Linked DNA regions of Mus musculus: region 2 is linked to region 1. A link is a loop called in an ENCODE intact Hi-C map of the cell type or tissue named here. Cell type or tissue: left cerebral cortex. All regions are shown on one strand.

The links. A loop is a pair of places that touch in the nucleus more often than their neighbours do. Peaks named below come from ENCODE experiments on the same cell type or tissue, not always from the same donor. Only the 100,000 strongest peaks of a DNase experiment are listed, where the experiment ranks them.
Region 2: a loop joins it to region 1, with 1.9 times the contacts of the local background. A loop is called at or near these places in 2 of 42 quality-filtered maps.

The regions. Positions count from the first base shown.
Region 1 is chr1:156,837,352-156,839,851 of GRCm38, forward strand. The region is part of intron 8 of Ralgps2 (Ral GEF with PH domain and SH3 binding motif 2); the gene reads right to left. It overlaps Angptl1 (angiopoietin-like 1), which reads left to right and starts at 1,672. Exons shown (of 5, transcript NM_028333.2): 1 at 1,672-1,886. In left cerebral cortex, no CTCF peak of the experiment used is centred here; a DNase peak (open chromatin) is centred at 1,540; H3K4me3 peaks cover 705 bases.
Region 2 is chr1:156,763,560-156,766,059 of GRCm38, forward strand. No RefSeq gene overlaps it. Among named protein-coding and RNA genes, the nearest start is that of Gm39683, 20 kb to the left of the region's middle. In left cerebral cortex, a CTCF peak has its summit at 1,235 (motif pointing right); a DNase peak (open chromatin) is centred at 1,892.

The sequences.
Region 1 (2,500 bases):
TCAGGTTCTACTTATCATTGAGCATTAAGCCAAGCTATTGAAGATGTTGAAATTCGGGTTTCCTTAGCTATTGAATTACTAAATATTTGTTTCATGAAAAAAATAGTTATTCAAGACTTACTCTTTTGCTCTTTTGGAACCTATTTTTATAGTAGAAAAGGCTGGGCCAGAGGACATGATGATTCATCTTCAGTTCACAGTCAATGGGGAGTCAACGATCCTTTGGGTTTTCTTTTTTTCTTTTAATTCAGGGTTGTGTTTGTTTTTAAATGATACCAATCAACTAACAACAACAACAACAACAACCACCACCTTATTTTGACAATTGACACTGAATTGACTAGTTTTAACTCATCTTGACACAAGCTAGAGGAGGAAGCCTCAACTGAAAATGCCTCCATGAGATCCAGCTGAGGGCAAGCCTGGAGGAAATTTTCTTAGTGATTGATGTGAAAGGGCCCAGTCACCCCTGAGCTGGTGGTCCTATGGCTGGGTGCTATAAAGCAGGCTGAGCAAGCCAGTAAGTAGCACTCCTCCATGGCCTCTGCCTTAGCTCCTGCCTCCAGGTTCCTCCCCTGTTTGAGTTCCTATCCTGACTTCCTTTGGTGATGAACAGTGATGTAGAAGTGTAAGCCAAATCAACCTTTTCCTAAGTTGTCTTTGGTCATGGTGTTTCTTCACAGCAACAGCAACCCTAGCTAGGACAGGAGGCATAATTTTATAGGCAAGTATATTACCTATCACAGAACTTAAGATCAGAAAAAGCATCAATTATGTATTACAGAATTTAAGATTTTTCTTTCACCAGATTTACCAGTTTCCCTTGTTTTAGGTGACTACATATAAAAACAAGGGGTGTGTGTGTGTGTGTGAGTCAGGTTCTCACTAGCCCTGGCTGGTCTGCAGTGTGTGCATGTGTGTGCGTGTGTGTGTGTTTCTTCAGTCAGATTCTCACTTATTAGCCCTGGCTGGCCTGGAGCTCACTGTGTATTCCAGGCTGGCCTCAAGTTCATAGGGATTCAACTGCCTTCCGAGTGCTGAGATTAAAGGTCAAGCTAATAAAAGCAATTTTCTCTTAAACATTACACAATTACTTACAATTTTAAGCGTCCCGGAGGCTGTCAGAATAGCACTGTTAGGTGGCTGCTTCTGGGGAAAGTCTAGCTCCTTACAGCCTGCAGCTACTTCTAAAGTGGATTTCTTTTCTTTTCTTTTCTTTTCTTTTCTTTTCTTTTCTTTTCTTTTCTTTTCTTCCTTTCTCTCTCTCTCTCTCTCTCTCTCTCTCTCTCTTCCAACTCAAAAGCTCTGTGGCAGGCAGACTAAAATGTTTATTTTATAATTGCCTGCTGAACTATGATAGCCTGTTTCCAGATGGTGCCCTTCCTTCAACCTGCACACAATCTCTCCTTGTTAGAGCTATTCAGCCTCCTGCTGATCCAGCTCCCCCAGCCCCACCTCGGCAGCGAGAGGAAATCCTAAGGAGGAGGTTCCTACCCCCTCTCCTGGCTCCAGCTCTTTTCTAATGACGTAATATGTGGGCTGAACTTGAGTCTACTGAGAACGAGAGGGAATCACTCTTCGGACTGTGTGGACAGTCTGTCAGCTGCGGCTGGTTTCTGCACATTTCCATGCAGCAGACAGCACAGGCACAGAACCTTCTCTGCTGCATTAGAGAAGTCCACAGATAGCCCCAAGTTACATAGGTGGCCCAGCAAACTCAGTCCATTAGTGCTGTGAAAAGAAGTTCCTTACTCCTTGGATTCACCGGTCAGAGCAAAAAACGCAGTTACCTCTGAAGTAAAGCCGAACAAACTTCTACACTGATCTCAGAGAGCAAGGGCAAGGACGCACGTTCACGGACTCGCTTTTTTCAACAGACAACAAAGGTATTTTAATATTTCTCTTAGATTTATTCAAAATTCTATGTCAAATGCATCATTGTCCTTTGTACTAGAAAGTAAGAGATTTCTCAGGGAACTTTAGAAGATGCTGCCAATTTGTATCTGAAGGTTTTGTTTTGCATCTTTCTGTAAAAATAGTCATGAAGTGCTTCATATGTGACTACAGATTGAGACATACATGCTGGGTTCTAAACACAAATGCTCTAGTGACATTACAAAATTTTACAAGTAACTCAGTAAATGCCTAAGGCTTACACAGCGAAGGATGTAGGATAAAGGAAACAACTGTGAGCGCGGTGAGTTTCTCTTCTGAACACTGGTGTGTGTGTAAAGACGTGCACCAACTACTGCGATTTTCAAAGTATGGCTACAAAACAAAGCTAAGAGCTGGTCAGCTGAATGCTTGCAACAGAATCTCAGTTACAACTGAACAAAACTCTTCTGAGTCTTTGTTAATCTATGTTATTTCTTGTTATGATTAATCATTTTAAACAATTTCCTACAACAGAAATTTCATTTCAGCAACAGATTAAAGCTGGAAATTCCTTGGAAAAGTAATATTGATACAAACAATAATTAAAACCTCCTTCAAGGTCAGG
Region 2 (2,500 bases), 74 kb before region 1:
AACACTTGCCTAGCATGTCCAAGGCCCTGGGTTTGAGCCCATCACCGCAAGAAGAAGAAAAAAAAGCATAGCAACCCCAGAGGGCAGGTCCTAGAAGGGTGTGCAGCCCAGAACATTCTAGCCTTATGATTTTAACGCCTTACAAGTTCATGCTTTATCATCACTGTCTGTGCCACAGGAGCTCCGAGACCCTCAGAATCCGGGACCATCTCTCCAAAGGACCACTGGGAATGGATGACCAATGTCAGGGAGAACAGCCTCTCTCTCAAGCTCTTGACAAAGCCGAGGGGGATTTTGCCACCTCTTGACTAAACAGGCCAACCCAGTGCCTGACTTGTGAAATGAGTGCTCGGGTAGAGACCCCATGTGTGTCTTCTGTGAACTAAATGGCCAGAGGCCACTGAAATGAACCAGCTACTGGGGCACGAAGCCTAGCAGGGAAAGCCAAGTGGAGTTTAGCCATGATTAAGCTATGGGTGGCTGCAGGAAGCACTGTAGATTGCTAAGATGTTACGTGTGTGTGTGTGTGTGTGTGTGTGTGTGTGTGTGTGTGTACACGTATGTATGTATTATGTATGCATGTATGTATGGCATGAAAACAAAAGGTACATGTGTGAAGGAAGGGGATGGAGGGGACAAGGAGTGAAAAGGAGAGAGTGTAACGGACATAACTGATAACTGATTGCCTAGCTAAGTTGTAGCAAGATAAGTCATACTCTGTGTTTCCCTCCTGTTTTCCTATAGTCATACTCTGTGTTTCCCTCCTGTTTTCCTAACAGAAGACACTGTTGCCTGGAGTCCTCAGAGCCTACCTGGGTTCTGAGGCTATCCCATTTCACAGAATCACTTCTGTCTTGCTAAATAAACTCCATTAAATTCCATCGATGGGACTGTCTGTAGTGAAGCACGCTGAGTGCCTTTGCCCTGCCTGCCTGAGACAGAGCGAGTGGCAGACAGCTTTGTGGGGCCTGTGCCTGGGTCCTCATCCCTATTGTAGCAGCACAGAAAACGCCAAAGACGGGAAGCCTTGCTCATCTGCTGACTCTGACGCTGAGGAATCCTGGGGAAGTCCCTCCTCCTCCTCTTCAACTTACTTTAATTTACTTTTTATCTTTATTTTGCTTTAAAGAAGACTTCATTATTTTGTGTGTATGGGTGTTTTCTGCCAGAAATGTTTGTCCGTGTATGTATGCAGTGCTCTTGGAGACCAGAAGAGGGCGCCAAATCGACTGGACTTGGAGTTACAGTTGCCATGTGGGTTATAAGGACAGAACACTGGTCCTCTAGGGCAACTGAGCCGTTGCTCCAGCCCCGTCTTTTGGACAGGATTTCACTGTAGTGCTGCATAGCATTGTGGTCTCAGGTTTGCAGTGAACCTTTTATCCCCAGCCTCCCAAATGTGTGGGCCACTGCCCAGTTTACTTCACGTGAAAAGCATTGTTTGAATTGGTACATATTCATTGTGCACAGTGAGTGGTAGGTTCTGTAAATATATTCACCCTTTCCCTCTCCTTTCTACTCCTTGCACACACACACCCATCTTTTTTCTTTATAGTCTTTTGTTTTCATGGTGTGTGTGTGTGTGTGTATAAACATATATGATCTTACATATGTGATCTTATGTCTCTATAAAGTCTAGAACCCACAAATGAGAGGAAACATGACATTTGTCTCTCTAAGTCTAGCTTATTTCACTTAATATGATGCTCTTCAGTTGCTCCCATCTTCCAGCGAATGACATGATTTCATTCTTCCATATGGCTGAGTAATTCCACCGTATGTATACATCACACTTTCTTTGCCCATTCATTTGATAATGGACATTTGGCAGATTCTGTAACTTGGCTACTGTGACTAGAGCTGAAGCAAACGTGGGTGTCGTGTGCTATCTCAGGCCTCCTCAGCTATGTACCTCAGAGTGATAAAGCTCAGCCATATGGTATTCTCTTTATAGTTTATTTACTCTATGCATGCTTCCCACCAGCACTCATCACACAGTCTGCTCAGCCTGTACTGGGTGCTGCATTGAAGGTGGTGTACTTGCTGTTGGTACTTGCTAGGGTGGGTTACCTCACAGGCAGTGAGGGGTGCCACACCCACTCCAGTGGAGTTTGCATGACAAGTCCAAAAGCTTGGCCACAGTCCTGAGGCAAAAAGTTTCACGGAAACTTGTCTCCTGGAGGTCCTTGGTGTCCCCTAAAAGGGATGTGGTCCAGATTTGTCCTTGAGATAGTCGCTGGAGGGCTTTGTGTGCTTTCTTTCAGTATTGTTTTATTATAGGTGCCCCCAAGGAATGATTTGACTTATTCAAACAAAATGCCTCCAGTATTGATAGAGAGATAGTGAAAGAAATCAGGAATAGCAGTTTTCTGGATTAGAGTTAGAAATTTCAGGGCAAGTTCAACAAAGTAAACTTAGAATTCTCATTACAGTCATGTATGGCAGACTACATTACATAATAGAAGAAAGTTGATGGGCTCCTCTGATAAATGGAGGTTCC